Linked DNA regions of Mus musculus: region 1 is linked to region 2. The links are chromatin loops, found by intact Hi-C in ENCODE. Cell type or tissue: heart. All regions are shown on one strand. Links, peaks and the distances in the headings refer to the core of each region. The heading gives the core; the rest is flanking DNA. Region 1 overlaps Myo18a (myosin XVIIIA). Region 2 has its middle 11 kb from the start of Cryba1.

Region 1 (10,691 bases), core at 1,845-9,844, 80 kb after region 2:
GTGTCAGGGAGGGAGTGGGTACCCTAGATGGAGAGTGCCAACCTACACCAGGCAACTCCTGAATGCCCAGAGGCTGGTAGCCACCCAGCTGAGCCAGGACCCTGCTCCCTGTGGAGTGTAGCGTGGCTTCTTAACACTTTGTGGGCCCAAGTTGCCGTCCTTCCCTCATTCTACACAAGCCCTCTGGGAGGTAAGAGTCTCTAACCCATGAGACATTTGCAGGAGGGAGACAGTGCCAGCATTGGGCATCTGCAGCAACTAAGAGTGTAGGTGAAGGGGAGACGGTGGCCAGCAGCCAGAAGAACTGGGTTGGGGGAGGAGCTTGACTCAGGAGGAGTACCTTGTCAATTTCTTCCTTCAGGGTGGTCAGACTGTGGGTCTGACTGCCTAGAGAACGGAGTGATGAGGAGGTAAGGATGGCGAAGGCAGGGAGCCCCAAGGAGATTACCCTCCGGATCTACTGGCTATAAGGGAATGGGGTGCGGTGGATTGGGCCTTGGTTGCTATTCTGACATAAAGACAGTAATTTTAAGGTGCTCATGGGCTTGGGGGTCCCTTGTGTTAGTGTTTTCAGTACCCTTCACACCTTCTGGCGGTAGCAGCAGGGTGATCTATGAGAAAGAGAAGCCAAGGTTTTCGATGCCGTTGTTCTGTCTAGATGTCTAGACTCTAGAAGGTGGAGAGAGGAGTACTGGGAGAGAGAAGGGAGCTTTTGGATCCGTGTGTTGTTTGGTGGGCGAATGGAAGATAGGTTTTGGGGCCCGAGGCCACACCCCCTTTCATCCTGTGTGCATGACATGGGTAGGGCTGTGGGGTTGCTACTCATGACCTCATTTATTTATGTGACTGTAGCCAGAGGCCAGCTCTAAGGACGGCAGTGCTCCACCTAGGAGTCCTCAGCCTGCCACCAGCCCGGTACCCTCAGAGACTTCCCAGACAGCCAAGAGTCCCGAACCCACGCTCACTATGAACGGCCTAGGGGCTGCCTCAGCCGAGGGCCCAAATGAAGAGGCCCAAGGCCTGTCCCGGAAGCGGGTGGCGAATGCAGTGAGGAAGGTGGTCAGCAAAGTACTGCCTGGTGAGGAGCCTGGGACTGCCAAGGAGCCTCCAGGCCGAGGAGCCAGGTCCCCTGAGCACCCAGCAAGAGGCAAGAAGGGAGAAAAGGCAGCCACTAGTCCCAAGCCCCCACCACCACCTCCTCCTCCTCCTGCTCCACCAAAGCCGGAAACAAAGAAGGAGGCAGCCAAGGATGAGCTCTCTGTAGGCCTGCGCAGTCTGATGTCTCGGGGCCGAGGCAAGGACCACAAGTCCCGCGGCAAGCAGCCTCCTGGGAAAGGGGAGAAGGCCCCCAGCCAGGAGCCAGCCTCCACTGGAAAATCAGGCTCTCCAGACATGGTGGACTCCCCAAAGAAAGCAGGATCCCCAGCCAAGCCTGAGACCCCAAATAAGCGGTGCTCCCCAGCCCCAGCACAAGAGCTGGCTGACCCAAACTTGGCTGGCCCGAAGTTGAACCCCTCTGGAAAACAGCAGGCCAAGTCACCAGCCTCTGACGTGCAGCAGGAGGTACCAGAGTGTGCCACTAACCCCCTAGGCCCCTCACTACTCTTACTGCAGGGCTTAGCACCCTCACAGTGGCTTCCTCAAGCCTGAAGGAGCCTTGCATGATCAAAGCTGGCCCGGGGTGATGTGCCCACCCATGGCATGGGCTGCATGACTTTCATTAACCTTGTGTCAGAGTGAGCGATGGCCTGGACTCTGGCCTGCTTGCTAAGGTGGGAACTGCTTACCAGCATGCTACAGGCCTTTCCATGAGAGCCGAAAACCTGAGTCTTAGCTGATGAGCTCAGGGTGCAGACAGGCATCTTAAGTCAGGTGATCCAGGCTCACATCCTCAGCCACACCCTCTGGGAGACTTCTGCAAGGTTCATCACCAAGGGCCTGTCTGTTGTCAAGTGGGGAGTTATAATGTAGGTAATGTAGGTCCTTAGTCCCTTTTGTGACGCCTTAAGTACTGGGAATTTAGCAGGGCCTGGTGGCGCACGCCTTTAATCCCAGCACTTGGGAGGCAGAAGCAGGCCGATTTCTGAGTTCGAGGCCAGCCTGGTCTACAAAGTGAGTTCCAGGACAGCCAGGGCTACACAGAGAAACCCTGCCTCGAAAAACCAAAAAAAAAAAAAAAAAAAAAAAAAAAGTACTGGGAATTTGTCATTTTTATATCTTGGAATGATTTATGGCATACATACAAGTAGCCACCTGTAACCACCTTGTGTGATTGTGTCCAAGGCAAACCCGTGAATAGTCTCACATCAGGACGATAAAAGATCAATGTGTCTTTTGCCACCAGAATAATTGAGAAAAATCTTTTGTTTGGGGGACTCTTTAGAGTTTTGAATTACAAACAAGGGGTGATGCCTGCGTCCAGTGGTGACTGTGCTGATTAGACAAGATGCAGGTCAAACGCCAAGCTTGCTCCCTGGCACCAGGTACACCAGGTACCCAGGATGGTAGGACCAATAGTCATGCTGCCGACAGTCACTAGTGCCATCGCCACTTTCTTCAGGCCTGGCCTGAACATCCACCCTCCTTGGGAAGCCCTGTGCCTGGGTGCCAGGTAGGCATAGGGAGCCCCTTTGTAGCCGCACTATCCTAGCCTCACAGGTGTTGGCTCCCTGTCTGGTCTTGAGTTAGAGTTTGTTCTTTTCAAGCTCCTCCACCTCGTGTGTTCTGCTGAGGTCCCGTAGGATGTGTGTTGGGAGTGACAATAACTTTCACTCCGCCCCCCTGAGCTTTTCTCAGCTTTCCCTAACTTTTTCTTGTAGTTAGGGGAGGAATAATGTGGGTGCCAGGGCACAGCCTGAGGGACCTTAGACACTCACTGTGTGCTTCCTCTTGGTAGCCGTCTTTCCTGGAAGCTGCCTTGCCCCCATTCTTCTTGGGTATTGCAGGATGTGGAGGAATGCCAAGTGCCACCCTTCCCCACCCTCCTGTCCTGCTCTGTCAGGGCAGTGTGTTCCTATCTCACAGGGAAGAGTTGGCAGGGGCTTTCTGGCATGATGATCAGGGTAGCAGCTGAACTTCGGTTCCTTGGGGAACCTATAAGTAGCCAGGGAGTGTCATGTGCCTGCCCTGGGCTGTGGCTCCTTCCAGCTCTCTGTACCTTCTTTTTGCACTAGGGTGGAGTTGGGGGCTGAGACATGTCTTGACCTGGAGTTCATTTCTTGTTCATCCTGGGACAAGAGTAAATGGGGTGGTACAATAGTTAGAGCCATAGGAAGAGGTAATCCCAGGTCTCTCACAGGTACCTACCTGTTCCTTTTTCATACCATAGAGTTTCAAAACTCAAACTGGCACTCGGCTTGTCTCCCTGACCCTGCTCCACTTCTGCACTGGGTTCCAGTGGCTTCCTGGGCTAAGAGCTTGGCATGTGGTGCCCCCACTGTCCCCCCAGGCCATAACTAATAGTGGCTTAACCTTTAGACAGGAGCTGACCCCGAGGTCCGGTTGAGTCCTGCAGAGGAGGCACACCAGCGACTTGAGAGGATCTTCACAGCTTCTGTAATGCCACCTCCCTTGTGTGTAGGGTTCCCAGTCCCTGGCCCTATTCTTCCCAAAGCTGGTGACTGGACAGTGTGTTCGCGTGTGTGTGTGCGTGTGCGTGTGCATGTGTGTGATAGCAGGATACTCCATGGCTATCTGTGAGCCCTCACAATGGCTCTTTGGTTGAAGAAAGGAAAGCTGAACTCTATGGAATATTGATACTGCCGACAGCCCAGGGCCCTGTGACCACACAGGGGCGCTTCATAGCTGGGGATCCCATCTCCTTCTCTAGCCCCCCCCCGTCTCCTACTTTGAGGATGCTCATTGGTATGATGGCCTGGCATCTGACAAGGCAGGAGTCAGCGTCTCACATTTTGATGCCCCGTGTCTAGACCCCTGTGAATATTAACCCTTCTCATTTCTAACAAGCAATGTCCAAGGCTTGCCTGGCTCCCATTTCTGCCAGCAAGGCTTTGGGGGGCTTTAAGTAACCAGAATGTAGTGTAAAGGTCAAGTCTGTCTCAAGGGTTGGGCACTTGACAGGTAGCTAGGGTTGGAGCTGGGAGGCCTCTGCTTGCAGTGGGGTCACTGTGCCTGCCCAGGTGTAGAACTCGGTGCAATGGGGGTTGGAATACTGTGACTTAGATTTAGGCTGTCAGTTCCCTTGTGTTAGCTCTGAAATGTAGCCTTTGGCATGGGGAGTGGCACCTCTGGGTTTGTGTCTGTCTGGTAGCCATAGAGAAAATGGTATCCTAGGGGGCAGGGGGAAGGCAGGAGGATGGGGCTACAGGCCTTGGGTGTTGTGAGATGGCCTGGCCTACCAGGAGTGTGGGAGAGCAAGACTAATCCAGGGTAGACTGAATATCCAGTCTAGGTCAGACTGGCTGGAGACAGAGTGTTGGATGCCTGTGTGCCACAAGGAATGACCCACAAGATCCTTCCTTCTGTAGGGTCTGATGATAACAAGAACCTTTCCTTTCTCGGTCTGACCTCTCCTGTCTAGCCAGCAGCCCAATCCTGGGCAAGTGCTCCTGACTTCCAATCTATATCAGGAACAGAGTGCTGGCTCATGCGTCTTGGGTTGTCTTCTGGAGGGGACCTGTAGTGGTCTCTCTACCTGTCTTCACCTTTTTCTCTTTCTTTCTTTGCTTGCTGCTGGCAGCTGGACCCCGAGGCCGCCTCTCCTGCCTACAGCCAGGTAGGGTGCTCCTGCCCCACCCAGGAGCCCTCTGCTTTCTCCAGTGACAACCCACCACCCCCACCCTGTACCTGGGCTGGCGTCTGTGCTCGGGCCTCCTGCTGGAGTGTAAGGCCTCCTTCCCTCTAGGTTCCCACTTTGTTCTGGGGTCTCCAGGGGAGCTGAGGTGATGCAGCTGTGGCCCTTGGGGGAACTTCGTGGCCCCAGCTTTGCCTCTCAGCCCCTGGAGCCCAGGGGTTGCTGCCCTGCTCACACTGGGTAAGGAAACCACCCAAAGACCTTTCTGCCCAGCCTGAAGATGAGACGGTCTCTGTCTCCACCTCCTGGTCAGTGTGAGGAACTTGTTCTCAGGCAGGCCATGACCCTCTGATGTCACTCACACATGGTCACAGAACATGCTCACTCAGGACAAAAGTTTCGCTTGGTTCATGTGCTTTGGAAAAGACAAAAACACTGGAGATTTATTTTTTTGAGACAGAGTTTCTCTCTATAGGCTCTTCTAGAACTCCCTATATAGACCAGGCTGGCCTTGAACTCAGAGCCTGCATCTGCCTCCTGAGTGCCAGGGTCACTCCTTGCTCAATCCTTCAAAAATTAAAAGATCAGAAACCCAGCATTTTAAAATTTTCTCACTTAGATAAACATTGACAGCTTTTTTTACGATCAACCTATTGATCTCCCTCCTTTTCAAATCTAAGGGATGTGACGAAGGTTATACAATATTTCTGCTTACGTGTTCTCGCCATTTTCTGATCCCTGACCCAGGGGTCAGTAGCATAGGATGGTGTCTCTGCTTCCATTTGGGGTCTCATGAGAAAGGGTGAGAATCTGGGGGTTGCCATCTGGGGAAAGTGTTGGAACCAGTGTAAGTCTGAGGGCTGGTCTGTGTCTAGGTGGCCAGCCTCCCTCAAGGTGCCATGACATTGTTGACATTTTGCAGCCGAGGAGCCCGATAACCATGGTATCTAGGTCCCCATTTTGGTCCCAGTTCCTCTGGTGCCACTGTTTCCTAGTTCAAGTGTTCTTATTGGACGGTGTCAGATCTGAGACACTCTGACACTCTGACAGTGCTTATGAATGCCTGTTTTGATTGGTGACCTCTGACCTCCCAGCCCTTTCACACCCACTTCTGTGCGCCCTGTCTTTGACCAGTCAGCTCTGTCCCATGTGCCCCTGCTGCCCTGTGTCCTCATGTGACACTAATATGCCCACTAGGCTTGTGCAGCTACAATCTTCCAAGTCAACAAAGGGGCCTCTGTGGACTGTGACTTGGAGGAGAAGGGCACTGTGCCCTTGCCACATAGAGCATCTTCAGGCTAGAGCCCAGGGCCTCTTATCACTCCATAATGCAGAGTTCTAGGATACAGGAAATGGCTCCTCCCATCTTAGGGGAAGAGCCCTTTTTTTTTTTGGCATGAAAGAACCTGTGACTGTGGCCCAGAGTTCAGGGCTCGAGTCAGGATGCAGATCTCACTGTTCCTGTGTGCCTGAACCCTCAAAGTTACAACCCTAATCTCACTGTCTTTGTCCTCAGTGTTCCTGGCTTCCTACCCTCCTTTCCTAACCTCTCACACGCCCGTGGCCCATGTCCCGTGTCTCCTACCTGACTTTTCCACTTGCTCAGTGGCTCAACTCGAAGCCCTTTCCTCCTTTGTATCCTCATTTTTCTATCCTTGTCTCTGATCTTTTAAAGCAATGTCTGTTTGTCCCCCCGCCCCCTCCAATAGGCCAAGACGGAAGAGCAGATTGCCGCTGAAGAGGCCTGGTATGAGACGGAGAAGGTGTGGCTGGTCCATAGAGATGGATTCTCCTTAGGTGAGTCTGAACATTGGTTATAGATGGTGAGACTTGAGTCAGAACTGGCATGAGGAAATGCCTCTGCCCCTGGTAAGGCCTGGTAGTGAGCAAGGAGAGGCTGGTGAGCCAGTGGGCTAGGAAACAGGATGAGAAGCCTAAGGAGAGCAGTAGAGCTGCCCAGACCCAGGTCCAACTAACCCTGTCCTGCAGCCAGCCAGCTCAAGTCTGAGGAGCTCAGCCTACCCGAGGGGAAGGCGCGTGTGAAGCTGGACCATGACGGAGCCATCCTGGATGTGGATGAAGATGATATAGAGAAGGTTGGAAGGAGCATCTGTCAAGGGAGGACAGAGGCAGGGCAGGCCTGTCCCCTGTGATGGAGTCGGGACCTGTGTCTTCATTGTCTGTCTTCCCAGGCTAATGCTCCTTCATGTGACCGTCTAGAAGATCTGGCCTCACTGGTATACCTCAACGAGTCTAGCGTCCTGCATACACTGCGCCAGCGCTATGGGGCTAGCCTGCTACACACCTATGCTGGCCCCAGCCTGCTTGTCCTTAGCACCCGAGGGGCTCCTGCTGTGTATTCAGAGAAGGTGTGCTCCTATGGCCCCACCCACCTGCCTTATCCTACCTTTCCGGTTCTCTACCCTTCCTCTTTTGTATCCACTGAATTCATAGTTGACCTCGACAGAAGAGTCCAAGGGCGGGGACAGAGGGATATCCTGTAGTCTTTAGTAGAGTTGACAAATATCTGAATTTCCATGCATGGCCTGGCCCTCCAAATACCTGGGCATCTCTAGAGTGACATTACAGAAACATGCAAGTCCTAGAGGTAAGAGCAGGTGGACCCAGCTCTGAGAGCCTCTCCCTTCCCCCTATGCCTCTCCTGTTCTAGGTGATGCACATGTTCAAGGGGTGTCGGCGGGAGGACATGGCACCCCACATCTACGCTGTAGCCCAGACTGCATATAGGGCGATGTTGATGAGTCGTCAGGACCAGTCCATTGTCCTTCTGGGTAGTAGTGGCAGTGGCAAGACTACCAGCTTTCAGCATCTGGTGCAGTATCTGGCTACCATCGCGGGTACCAGTGGGACCAAGGTGTTCTCAGGTGAGGCGGGCAGCAGGGAAAACAGACCGGGGCCGGGGTGTGGGGACAGAAGACCACTGAGGTGCCGCCTCTTTCCCCCTGGATTTCCTGATGTCCTCTGGCTCTGTGCTCTGCAGTGGAGAAGTGGCAGGCTCTGTCCACCCTCCTGGAAGCCTTTGGGAACAGCCCCACCATCATGAATGGCAGTGCCACCCGCTTCTCCCAGATCCTCTCCCTGGACTTTGACCAAGCTGGCCAGGTGGCTTCGGCCTCCATCCAGGTAAGGGGCATTGCCCAGGCCTAGAGAGCAAAGATGGACCCCTGGGTCACCCTCTCCAGGATTCTGCCTGATGAAATGGATCCTATGACAGCACAGGCAGGGTTGGCCAGGGCTGTCCCCATTCTGCCCTCCAGGTCTCCTGCCCATTTCCTTTCCCCCTCTCCACTGTACTGCTGGGAACCCCACCCCGCTCTGCCCACTTTCTGAGACCCAGGCACTTAGGACTTATGTCAGGCTAGTGCTGCACACTTGATAATAAAGTCAGGCCCAGGCACAGTGATCTCTTCACACTGAATGAAAGTTCTTTTTTAAAAATTATGTCAAGCCGGGCGTGGTGGTGCACGCCTTTAATCCCAGCACTCGGGAGGCAGAGGCAGATAGATCTCTGAGTTCGAGGCCAGCTGGTTTACAAAGTGAGTTCCAGGACAGCCAGGGCTATAAAGAGAAACCCTGTCTCGAAAAACCAAAAAAAAAAAAAAAAAATTATGTCTATTCATTTATTTATGTGTACATATGTATGTATACATACACCAGCGTGCTACAGCATGGAGGTCAGAGGGCAACTTGCTGGAGTTGGTTATTTCCTTCCATCATGTGGGTCCTAGGGATTAAATCCAGGTTAGGCTTGGTGGCAAGCATTTTTATCTGCTAAGCCATCTTGCCATCTGCTAAATGAAGTTTCTGTCATAAGTGTCCATCACCCTGGAAAGGCTGACTCTGGGGCACTGGGCATGGTGGAGCCCACCTCCACCAGGAGTTGGGACTTTCTTCTTTTGCCTGGCTCCGGTTTCTGCCTTTGCTGATCTTAGTGAAGTGGAAGGTGGTTGAGCCCCTGGGAATAGGCTGCCTGTTGGTTCTCTGGGTTTGGAGGATCGTGGGTGGCAAGAATGTGACCCTTCTCCCTCACCTCTCCTGTGCCACAGACAATGCTCCTGGAGAAGCTGCGTGTGGCCCGGCGCCCAGCCAGTGAGGCTACTTTCAATGTCTTCTACTACTTGCTGGCCTGTGGGGATGCCACCCTCAGGTGAGATGGGATGGGGTCTCTAATGGGGCTGTGGGCTCCAGCCCACTGACTAGGACTGTGGGTCTTGCCAGCTTCTGGCCCACAGTGCCTGTGGCTGTCACCTGTTGTGCGCTGGCTCCAAGCTGGGCCCTAGGGATGATGAGATTATAGAGACACAGGTCTTGCCATTTAGGAATTACTTGGTCTTAAATCTTGGGGTCATGCCGTATGAAAGGGACACAACTGGCCCCTCAGTGTTCAGTTGCCTCCAGGTCTGGGAAAGAAGGTCACTAGGATGAAGGCAGGGTTGTGCAGTTGCGGTAAGCTGAGTTGGTCTGAAAGCCAGGCCTTCTCCAGTACCTCCAGCTGGCCCTCAGCCGCTCTTTGGATAACTTCTACCATGGTCTTCCATTTATGCCTTCAGATTGGCTCCCTGCTCGAGGCCAAGCAGGTGGCTCTGGGCCCCCCTTCAGCTCCCTATACAGCAGAGGCACAGATGTGTCCTTCACGCAGGCTCCCTGTCCCTCTCCGGGGTTCTGACTACACCCTTTCTTCTAGGGAGGTCGATGTCCTGTGGAGGCATCCAATCCAGTGAGGAAATGAGGCAGACCTGGCTGGATGACTGGGGTGATGGGCAGACAGAACTCAGTCTGAAAGCTACGATTAGTTGTCATCCCTGACAGGGATACGGCCTCGGCCTAGGGACCAAGCCTCACGCTGATGTCTCATTTGTACCCCTAGGACAGAGCTCCACCTGAACCACTTGGCAGAGAACAATGTGTTTGGAATTGTGCCACTGTCCAAGGTGAGAGCCCGCCACTGGGGTCTGAGTTGGTGTCTCTGGGGCTAGAAGCCTCCACTGGCAGATGGTTCCTCAGGGGTGGCTCTAGCCTGGCCCTGCATTCCCAGTGGGAGCAACAGTGTGGGGGACACTGGAAAGGAAGCCTCCTGAGGTTCAGAGCCAGCGCTGTTCTCTGCCCTCCAGCCTGAGGAGAAGCAGAAGGCTGCACAGCAGTTCAGTAAGCTCCAGGCTGCCATGAAGGTGCTGGCCATCTCCCCCGAGGAACAGAAGACCTGCTGGCTCATCCTGGCTTCCATCTACCACCTGGGGGCTGCTGGAGCTACCAAAGGTAATGGGCAGCCTGTCCTGTTACCCAGAATGCCTTGGAGGTCCCTACCTGTTTGTGTTGTTGTTCGTTCTTGTCCCACACGTTAAGTCTTAACATTCGGCTGTCACCAGACAACCTTCCCCCGCCCCCACACATGGTTTGACCTGTACGCTGTCTCAGAACTCTACAACAGAGCAGGCTAGAGAAACATCTCTCTGTCCATGATGGCTTGAGGCTTTCTTGGCCTTAGCTTTCAAGACAGAGTGAGGAGCGAGCGGGTAGGTGGCTTGGATGTAGGGTTGAGGGATGGAAGGTACTCCCCCAGAGTGGCAAGTGACTCTCCTTCTCGTTCCCTTCCTGATAGAGCCCCTTGAGGAGCAAGACGGTAACTAACCTTGGGATGTAGGGCCCTGCTTGGCTGTCTTGTCTTGGTGCTTCCCTGGGCTTCTGGGCACTGGGCTCATTCTCATGGCATGGAGAACTGGTCTAAGGAGAAGCTCTATTCAAAGATAGAAGAGCCTGAGAGCTGTGGGGCTTCCTAGAGCCCCACCCCACCCTCGTCAATTTTCCTTCTCATTCGCATCTAGAACCTGGGGCTTCCTGAGGCCAGTTTCCCCATCTTTGGTAGTTTGGTAGTTGCTGCTCTTTCTCCTGCACGTCAGGGTGGCGGTCACTAGGGGGC
Region 2 (10,691 bases), core at 1,881-9,880:
TAAAGCAAGCATGTGAAAGGACAGATGATGAAGGAGTCTTTGCCTCACATTGCATAGTTGGCTGCATTTGTTGGGACTCCATAGAGGGAAACTCCATCAAAAACCTTCTGCAGGTGTGCTGCAGTTTCTTGCACTTGATCTGATCGGCAGAGTGATGTCAGCTGAGACAGATGCACGTACTAAGGCAAGACACATACTGAGGCAAAACCCATGGAGGACACATGATGTTTGGAGGATATAAATAGGACTTGAGGGACAGTGAAGGAGTTTGAGCTAGCTATACAATGTTTGTGTTAGTCCTGAGTCTTTGCTGATTTTCAATTCGCTGAGAGAGGCACCTTTCCTGTGGTCCTTCCAGGTCCCTCTTGTTGATTCCTGCCAAGACTGAGGCCTGGCTGTCTTTGCTAGGTAGTGCCACCGCTGCTGATTCATGTTTGCTATCCCGACTCTACCGAACTGGACTGCTGGTGTGTCCATGAATTGTTTGCCAGTGGATCAAGCTGCCACTGCTAACCTGTGAACTCAACTGCCAATTTCCATACAACACAGATGGGAGTTGATCCAAAGAACCTTTCTAAACAGGTTCACTTCCCCCATATCCTTTCTTTTCCACCACCTCTGGTGGGTGGTGGGCTATAAGGAAGGTTAAAACATCTAAGAACCATCCTTAGAAATAGGTGTTTGAAAAAAGTTAAAGTTACAGTCTTGTCTCCACTTCCCAAGTGCTGGGTGGGTGGCATAGATGGCACAGACGGCCATATCTTGCCAGGAACCAATCCTGTATCACTTTTTCTCACCTCTGTACCCAATATTCGGCTGATTCTTTCAAATTCCCTTCTCCAAAGTTCTGTGTGTCCTCCCTTCTCCAGCCCCATTATAGTAGTGTCTTACACAATAAGAGGTGCACAGCACCTTATACAATGAGAAACTTATTTAGCTCCTTTAACAGAAGCTAACACAGGAGGGTAAGTTTGGGCTCTAGACCTCCAGTGATGATGTTTCTGAGATTTAGGCTTTTTCTATCCTGTTCTACTGACTTCATTCTAAGGCTCGCTGTTTTCCAGTAGCAACTGAGCTGTGTGCTTCTTTGTTCATAGCCACTTAGGCTGTGTGTGTGTTGTGTGTGTGTGGGTGTCTAGAGAGAGAATCAGAGAGACAGAGAGGATCCTGTGGTTTTCTAAAGATCAAGGATTAACTTTCTTAGGAGCCCCTAAAATTCCCACTCCATGCCTTACAGGCAGAGATTAGCAAAAGTTACAGATACGTAACGGTACATCAGAAAGTTTCTTTCTTTGAACATACACGCCTCTACACACACATATCTCTGTCTTTGAAATCCACCAATTTTAATACTTTTTTTTTTATGGCTGTACTGGCTAGTTTTGTGTCAACTTGACACAGCTGGAGTTATCACAGAGAAAGGAGCTTCAGTTGAGGAAATGCCTCCATGAGATCCAACTGTAAGGCATTTTCTCAATTAGTGATCAAGGGGGGAAAGGCCCCTTGTGGGTGGGACCATCTCTGGGCTGGTAGTCTTGGGTTCTATAAGAGAGCAGGCTGAGCAAGCCAGGTAAAGCAAGCCAGTAAGGAACAACCCTCCATGGCTTCTGCATCAGCTCCTGCTTTCTGACCTGCTTGAGTTCCAGTCCTGACTTCCTTGGTGATGAACAGCAGTATGGAAGTGTAAGCCAAATAAACCCTTTCCTCCCCAACTTGCTTCTTGGTCATGATGTTTGTGCAGGAATAGAAACCCTGACTAAGACAATGTCCTAGAATGTAGCCCTAGCTTGTCTAAGTATACTTACTAAGTATACATTCCTTAGTATGCATTAACTGCAATGCATAATATTACTTTGTATCTCCCACTTGTAATTCTCTGCTTCTTGACCCCTAGTCTTGCTTGTGTGTGTGTGTGTGTGTGTGTGTGTGTGTGTGTGTGTGAGTATGTGTGTGTAGCTCTGTGGTTGACCCAGGACCTGGAACATGATAGACAAGCACTCTATTCTGTTTGTTTGTTTGTTTGTTTGTTTGTTTTTTCAAGACAGGGTTCCTCTGAATCACCCTGGCTGTCCTGGAACTCACTCTGTAGACCAGGCTGGCCTTGAACTCAGAAATCTGCCTGTCTCTGCCTCCCAAGTGCTGGGATTAAAGGCCTGTGCCACCATGCCTGGCTATGCACTCTATTCTTGAGTCACACCCTGGCCTCTATTCCTGCATTCTGAACCATGTATGGGTTGTGTGTGTTCCTGTGAAATGAGTGTGTTAGGGATTTGAATTCAGGTCCTCATGTTCACAAGGCAAGCGCTCTATTGACTGGACTATCTCCCCAGTTCCATATGTAGTTCTTTTTCAAACACATATAAAGTGCAAACTTAGTGTTATTTGGAAAGTCAGTTGTGTTGGATGGTGTTTTGAATGGGCAAACATGGGAAGGAGTGTTTTCCTAAAGCAGACAGAAGTGAAAGAATGTTTTGCTAAAACAGACACATAAAGGAACATTTTGCTGAAGTGGACACAGGTGAAAGGATGTTCTGCTAAAACAAGCATGAAAAAGGACACATGACAAAGGATTCTTCGCTAAGTAAATGACATACATGTATTGGTCCACCTTGCATTGCATAGTTCAGCTCCATTTGTCTGGATTCTGAACTTCCTAGAGAGAAACACACACCAAAAAACCCCTTCTGGTGGTATGTTGCAGTTTCTTGCTAGTTCTGCAGACTCAGGCTGATTGGCAGAGTGATGTCAGCTAATGCAGCCTCAAGTGCTAAGGCAAGACCCAGGGAGGACATGTGATGTTTGGAGGGAGTGTAAATAGGACTCAACGGCCGTGAGAAGGGCTTGCTTATAGAGCTACCTGAGCAATTCTTGTTGGTCTCGAGTCTTCACTGATCTTTGATTGGCTGAAAGAGGCACAGCTGAGAACTTCTCTTGGCATTCTTGGTGATCCTGGTTCCTCCTGCTAACTCATGCCGATTCAACTGAAGCCTGACTGTTCCTGCTAGGTCGTGCCACCACTGCTGCTGTCCTGACACTACTGAACTGGACTGCTGTTATATCCGTGAAGTGTTTTCAAGTGGAGGAACTGCCTCTGCTGACCTGTGAACTAAACTGCTGATTTCTTGTCAACACAGATGGGATTTGCTCCAAAGAACCTTTCCCCCCACCACTATGTCTGGTGGCCTAGAAGGGGGTTTAAAACATTAATCATTAAAAGCAGTTACACACATATTCCTACATGATATCTCATTACTATACAATTCCTTCCTATATGCAATTTGGTCATTTTAAATGGCCTGTCTATCTATCATGCACCAGTCTAACTCATCTCTCTATCCATCCATCCTCTATTATTCTGAAGTACTAGGAATCAACCCAGGTCTTATACTTTGCTGAAGTGGACACAGGTGAAAGGCTAAGGCAGACTCATGAAGGAAGTCTAAATAAACATCCTACCATTGGTCCTCAGCATTTATTTTAAATTCATTTTCACTCAGAAACATCTTTTGTGCTTGCCCTATTGGCTGTAGAAGCCATGTAATGAATTTTCTCATTCATTGCATGTTTCACCCTGTCATGATACTTGTGTCTTTATGTGAGGGAAGATCTCACCAGGGAGCTTAGGCTGGCTTCAGACACACAGGAATCCCCCTGCCTCAGCATTCTGAGTCCTGAAATCGCAGGTATGAACTACCAGGATCCAAAGGTATTGGGTTCTTTTCTCATTTGTTTCTTTAGTGGGTCAGGTCATGTTCATCTCTAGGTTTTGGGAAATTCCCAGCAAGTCTATTTTGGGCTTCTGTATTTTACCATTTGACCTCTCCGTATCGCCGCTGAAGAGCTTTGACTGACCAACCTCTCAGCCAGGCATTCTCAGGAGGTCTAGTGTGTGCTCAGGTAAACCTCTGATATTGGCACAATGCTAGAGCCCTGACTATTCATCCCACAGACTCTGGCAGACACCTTGCTCTTCTGCTCTGTTCCATAGCCCAGCAGGACAGTGTTTCTGGAATCGGCCTTATCTTCAGGACAATCCTTTTGTGGCTGGCTTTGAGCAGGATATCTGGATCCAGCTCCTGGTCTGAGGTCACATCTTACCTCCCTAGAGGAGCATTACATTTCTGATTCTGATACCCGAAGGGACTCTGGGCTTCAGCTGATGATAAGACAGTTCTGGGCATTGCCCTACCTAGAGGAGTTTTTTGTTTGTTTGGCTTGGTGGTAGTTGTTTGAGATAAGGTCTCCTACTTTAGCTAGTTGACCTTGAACTCATGATTCTCCTGCCTCTGTATCCTACCTCTTGGGATTACAGGTGTGTACCACCATGACCACCTCCCACCAAGAAATTTTTTTTTTTTATATATATATATATTTTTTTTTTAAGATTTATTTATTTATTATATGTAAGTACACTGTAGCTGTCTTCAGACACTCCAGAAGAGGGAGTCAGATCTTGTTACAGATGGTTGTGAGCCACCATGTGGTTGCTGGGATTTGAACTCCTGACCTTCGGAAGAGCAGTCAGGTGCTCTTACCCACTGAGCCATCTCACCAGCCCCCACCAAGAAATTTTAACTACCCTATTTTAAAAATATATAAGCACAAAATTGCACAAATTATGAACGAATAATCAGACAAGATTTTATGGAATACACTGAGATCAACTCAGGGAGCTTACCCAGCATCCTGCTGAGACCTCTGCAGGAGCCTCCAGTCTCACCACAGAAAGCCAGCTCCTATTCCATTCTGGCGCTGTAGGTTCCTTTTAGCTATTTGTATTTTGCCTGCGTGTCACAAGCATATTGACTCTTCAGTGCTGGACTCATTTTTCTCACAGCTGTATGTACAAGCTCTGCCGTGTTGTTGTATGAAGCCGGGCTTTGTATCCTCTCATTGCTGGATGGTACCGTGGCCTACAAAAGCCTTATTCCAGAGCTGCCACCTGTTCTCAGCCTTCCTAATGCTGTGACCCTTTAAAATAGTTCCTCCTATTATTGTGATCCACAGTCACAGAATATTCTGTTGCTACTTCATAACTGTAATTTTGCTACTGTTGTAAATGTCTGACAGGCAGCATCTCTGAGATGCAACCCCCATAAAAGGGCCCTTTGACCCCCAAAGGGACCAACCCACGGGTTGAGAAGTGCTAACTTGGGCACTTCCTTACTTTGTAGCTGTCATTCACAGAATTGGTAGAAACCCTCTGTGTTTCAGGTTCACATAGGGGGTATGTACAGCTTTTTGTGAGATACACAGGAATGGAATAGCTGGGTAAGCTGCACACTCACTTTTTATAGACTGTGAACAGAGTTTTAACCCATACTGACACATTTGCACTCACACATGACTTTGAGGTCCATACGTCACAGAGGACTCAGAACTACTACATGTCTTGTTCCTCAACTGCATTGAAATTGTTGTTGTTTTTTTTCTAAAGATTTATTTATTTAATGTACGTGAGTATACTGTTGGTCTCTTCAGACACACCAGAAGAGGGCATCAGCTCCCATTACAGATGGTTGTGAACCACCATGTGGTTGGTGGGAATTGAACTCAGGGCCTCTAAGAAGAGCAGTCAGTGCTCCTAACCTCCAGCCCTGGTCTTTTTTTTTTTTTTCTTTTAAGGTTTATTTGTTTATTTTACATATATGAGTGTTCTGTTTTCCTGCACACCAGAAGAAGGCATCAGATCCCATTACAGAGTTGTGAGTCACCATGTTGTTGCTGGGATTTGAACTCAGGATCTCTAGAAGAATAGCCAGTGCTCTTAACCACTGAGCCGCCTCTCCAGCTTTCCTTCCTTCCTTCCTTCCTTCCTTCCTTCCTTCCTTCCTTCCTCCCTCCCTCCCTCCTTTCTTCCTTCCTTTCTTTCTTTCCTTCTTTCTTTCTTTCTCTTTCTTTCTTTCTTGAGACAGGGTTTTTTGTGTAGCCTTGGCTACCCTAGAACTCACTCTGCAGACCAGGCTGATCTGGAACTCATTCCGTAGACCAGGAACTCACAGAGATCTGCTTACCTCTGCCTCTGGAGTGCTGAGATTACAGGCATGCACCACCACTGCTTGGCACTTTTTCTTTTTAAGGTAAATGATTTAAGACTGATGTGAGGCCAGGCAAAATGGCACACATCTGTAATCCCGAGGCAGGAGGATCTTAAGCTCCATGTTAGCCTGAGGTATATATGAGAATCTTTCTCTTGTGGGGAGAGGTGTTACATGCTTGTAATCCCAGCCTGGAGGTGGAGATCAACCTAGGCTACTTGAGAACTTGTCTCATCTTTGCATTTCTGTAAAGTCCTAGAATCTAGAGCCCCATGTTGTAAGATACAGATAACTGGACCAGAGAACAGTTTGCCCACATGCAGCTTGGAATGAATCTATCTATAGATTAAAAAAAAACAAAAACAAAAACAAAACAGGTGGACAGCCACCCTGGAGGATCTGTCGTATGAAGCCTTGTTTCTGTAAGGTATATTGTGTGTGACATTGGCTTACTGCTGGCAGGGGATCACTGGCTGAATGTAATTCTAGAATATTGGTAATTTGTCCTGTTGACCAGGGATCCTACTGGCTATCCTCCTGATCTTTCGTCTCTGACCACCAGGGGGCGTACGTCAGGCTTCAGAGCATCAGCATTCCCAGCCAGAGTGGAAAGCAAGCTCCTTGGGGAAGAGGGATCAGAGGCATAGGAAAGACTTTTGCTAGAAGAAAAGATGAGAGTTTTCAAAGCGTGGTCCATGGAAAGTGCAGTTAAAAATCGACCCTGCTTGTTCTCTCAGGCTTAGTTAGACTCTGTGGGGATGGAACTTGGGAATTTTGTGTTAAACAATGCCAACAGCCCTGCAGCTAGGACTGTCTGTATTCACACTACTTGGGCTCAACAGTGTTTTTGACCATGTTAACTATCAATCTCTATCAATTTAGTTAATTTACAATCCATTATTATCTTCTAGGCTGATACAAACACACATCTAGCTCTTAGAATTGCTGTGAGCAGTGAAGCAATCAATTTGCATAAAGAGTCCCTGGAAGCATCTCTCTCTCTCTCTCTCTCTCTCTCTCTCTCTCTCTCTCCCTCTCTCTCTCTCTCTCTCTCTCTCTCTCTCTCTCTCTCTCTCTCTCTCTCTCTCTCTCTTCCACACTTTAAAAGTGCAGGGTGAGGTAGGGGTAAACTGGGTGGGGTGGAAAATGTCTTTAATCCCAGCACTTGAGAGGCAAAGACAAGAGGATCTCTATGAGTTCAAGACCAACCTAATCTGTTGTGTTTCAGGACAGCCAGGTTACATAGAGACAAACTGTTTCAACAAACAAACAAATGAACAAACAAAACAAAACTCCAAATAAATAATGTTTCTTCTAGTAGGGGAAGTAGAAAAATAAAGAATGTAAAAAAAGGGCTGGAGAGATGGCTCAGCGGTTAAGAGCACTGGCTGTTCTTCCAGGGGTCCTGAGTTCAATTCCCAGCAACCACATGGTGGCTCACAACCATCTGTAATGGGGGTCCGATGCCCTTTTCTGGTGTGTCTGAAGATAGAGACTGTGTACTCACATGCATAAAGTAAACAAATAAATCTTTTAAAAAAGGAATGGAAAAAAAAAGAAAGAATGAAAGTATAATGCTAATTTTCATTCCTTTTCTTTGTATTTCTCTGAGGGAGGAAATAGGGTCTCATTATGTAGCCCAGGATGGTATTGAACACGTAGCAGTTTCCCTACCTCTGCCTCCCAAGTGCCTGACCCTAACCGGTTTTTAAGAAGATAGCAGGAAGGGCTGGCAATCTGTCTTAGCAGTTAAGAGCAGAGAACGGAGGTTTGGTTCCCAGCAACCACCTGCAACTCCAGCTCCAGAGGGACCCAGCGCTTCTGATTTCCATAGGCATCTGCACTGTGCTCATACCTGCCCAAAGAAATGTAGATAACTTAAAACAAAATACCTTTTCAACAGAGATGACTGGAATGGCAGGAGGTGACCTTGAGGCCTGAATAGGGCCTTTGGAGCAGTGGGTAACCGAGGAACCTGGTCCGGGAATGGAGAAAAGAGAAACGGAGTGATTTAGGAGCTTAGAAGGGGCCCAGTAGTCCCTGCTCACACTGTTAATCATAGCACTCCGGAGGCAGAGGCAGGTATATCTCTGTAAGTTCAAGGCCAGCCTAGTCTACAGAGCAAGCTTCAAAAAACAAAACAAAACAAACAAATAAGCAACACCCCTCCCCAAAAAAGCCCAAACCAATCAAACAAACAAACAAACAAACAAAACATTTAGCATGTGGCTCACCTGTCAGGGTCCTCCAGCAATTAGCTTGCTTCTGCTGATAGACTTTTTCTTCTCTTTTCTTTTTTGAGGTGGGGAGAAGGTAGGGGAATGGGATTAGTGTCTTGTACCCTGCATTTAATTTAAAATAATTTAACCTTAGCCAAAATCATAATTATAGGGCTAGAGAGACAGCTCAGAGATGAGCACACTGGCTGCTCTTCCAGACAACTCGGACTGGGTTCTCAGCACCACATTCTGGCTCACACCGTCTATAACTCCAATCCAGGAAAACTGATGGCTTTCTGGCTACTCAGGCATGGAAGTGGTATGCAAACATGCATGCTCAAAAAACAGGCAGTGGCGATGCACTTTAACCCCAGGACTTGAGGTCGGGGGGGGGGGGGGGGGGGGGGGGGGGGGAGGCAGAGGCAGGTAGATCTCTGAGTTTGAGACCTGCCTGATCTCCAGTGTTGAGGTTTGGTATGTTGCCATGTATCATAATGCTAAATACTGGTCCCCAAGACCTGGTTGCCTCAGGGACAAGGAAATCCTCATGTACCAAGTGATGCTATGTAACCCTGCTCCTTAATTTAAAACTATTAGTTGAATAAAGATGCCTATAGCTGGGCAGAAGAGAGGTAGTGGATCTCTGGTTTCTAGGGATTAGGGTCTGAGGCAGAGGCTGGAGGAAGAGGAGAGAGAGAAGAGAGGAAGACACCATGGAGTAAGGGATCAGAAGAACTGGCCGTGGGCCAGTCATTGTAAGAACAGCCCAGGCAGAACATGGCAAGTCACATCTGGGCTTTATTGACAGGGAAGTAGACAAAATAGCTTAGAGGGCTGGTATCTGCTCAGCTCTAGTGCTGTTAAGGCTTACTATAAATGTAAAGGTGTTGTGTCTTTCATCTGGAAACTGAATGATCAAAAGCAGAAAGGAGTAGAAATTCCCAATTAATATTTTCCACAACAGAGCAAGTTCCAGGACAGCCAGGGTTATACAGAGAAACCCTATCTTGAAAAAACAAATAATCAAAAAAAAAAAAAAAACAGAAACAGAAACAAAGAAAAAAAGAAAAACACCCATATATATACACACACACATACATATATATATATATATATATATATATATATACACATATACATGTATATACTTATATATATACATATACACACACATATATATATACATATACACATACATATATATAATCATAATCATAGTTTGAATAATAACAATGCAATACAAGGGTTGAAGAGAACCGGAAGGTCTGAGGTGCCCATCCTCTCATATTTACAACACAACAGAAGACTGGGAGGCAAGGGGAGCGCCTTCTTGTCAGCACACACTGAGGACACTGGGGAGATTCTCATCTGGCACCTTCCAGCCTGGTTCCTGTCCTGGAGGCTGATTCCTTCCAGACTTGGCAAAGGGAGAGAGACTTACAGGCTTTGAAGAAAAACCCAGAGCCTTCACTTCAGAGGAGCCATCAACTCTCAAGGTGGGGTGCATCTGAGCACCTACTGTCATTTCACTGTCTTTGTATCCCTTGACTTTGCACTGGCTATCTTCTGGCTTCCCCACCCACCCCCTTGCAGTTCAGCGGAGATCACACTGAGGTTTTTATTATCATCTGCCTGAGCCTCCTCCATCTCTTCTCTCAGCAAATGGTGACCCCACTTAAGTCCGCTCTCCAGATCAGAAACTCAGGTGCTATCTCTACCTCCTGCTTCTCTCCATCTTCCCACCTTTGTCAGCATCTGCCAATCTGGCTCCTGCTCTCATCCCATTTCAGTCAACCCATTAACTGAGGTCTGGCTGGAGCAGGCTTCTAACCAGACTCAGGACTCTACACTCATCTCCAATCTCCAGCAGCCCACAGCGTCAACTGAAGGCTATTTGTATAACACGAACCTGCTCAGATATTATCTGGAGCCCCGAGCTTGGTGCTAAGAGAACCATGATGGTATGGGTTGACCAAGACAAGGATGATATAGACAAAGATGTCTTTGATCACAGTAGGTGCGAGCAAGGATCCAGCAAGGAGTGCTGGGCTGGAGGAGCAGAGGGCAGGGTGGTGCGAGTGTTGGAGAGGCAGCTGCTGCCTGAGGTATGTTGGGTGAGTTGCTGTGAGCACACGGAAACCATCCTGTGGCATTGCAGTGTCTGCTGATTCCTCCAGTCATGTGGGCCAAATGCACTTCTCTTGGGAGAACATCTGTGTACACGGGTGTGTGAGGTAGGACAGGAGAGACAGGTAAGATAACCAGTGGTGTAAATCAGTTCAAGGTTCATTCTTTTCTCTTATTTAGTGTCCAATCTAAATGGTATGCTCTTGCTTAGCGTTTGGTTGTTGGATTGGATGGTTCAGTGGTTAAGCATACTTGTAGGTTTTGTCAAGGATCTGGGTGATGTGGCTCACAGCTTTCTGTAACTCCT

The links. A loop is a pair of places that touch in the nucleus more often than their neighbours do. Peaks named below come from ENCODE experiments on the same cell type or tissue, not always from the same donor. Only the 100,000 strongest peaks of a DNase experiment are listed, where the experiment ranks them.
Region 1: a loop joins it to region 2, with 5 times the contacts of the local background. A loop is called at or near these places in 20 of 42 quality-filtered maps.

Annotation. Positions count from the first base shown.
Region 1 is chr11:77,811,157-77,821,847 of GRCm38, forward strand. Myo18a (myosin XVIIIA) reads left to right here. Exons shown (of 41, transcript NM_001291213.1): 2 at 4,700-4,843; 3 at 6,463-6,550; 4 at 6,743-6,849; 5 at 6,946-7,122; 6 at 7,425-7,638; 7 at 7,755-7,897; 8 at 8,821-8,921; 9 at 9,642-9,705; 10 at 9,886-10,030. Among named protein-coding and RNA genes, the nearest start is that of Gm36875, 24 kb to the right of the region's middle. In heart, for the core only: a CTCF peak has its summit at 5,070 (motif pointing left); DNase peaks (open chromatin) are centred at 2,965 and 4,945; H3K27ac peaks cover 408 bases.
Region 2 is chr11:77,730,872-77,741,562 of GRCm38, forward strand. No RefSeq gene overlaps it. Among named protein-coding and RNA genes, the nearest start is that of Cryba1, 11 kb to the left of the region's middle. In heart, for the core only: no CTCF peak of the experiment used is centred there; a DNase peak (open chromatin) is centred at 6,590.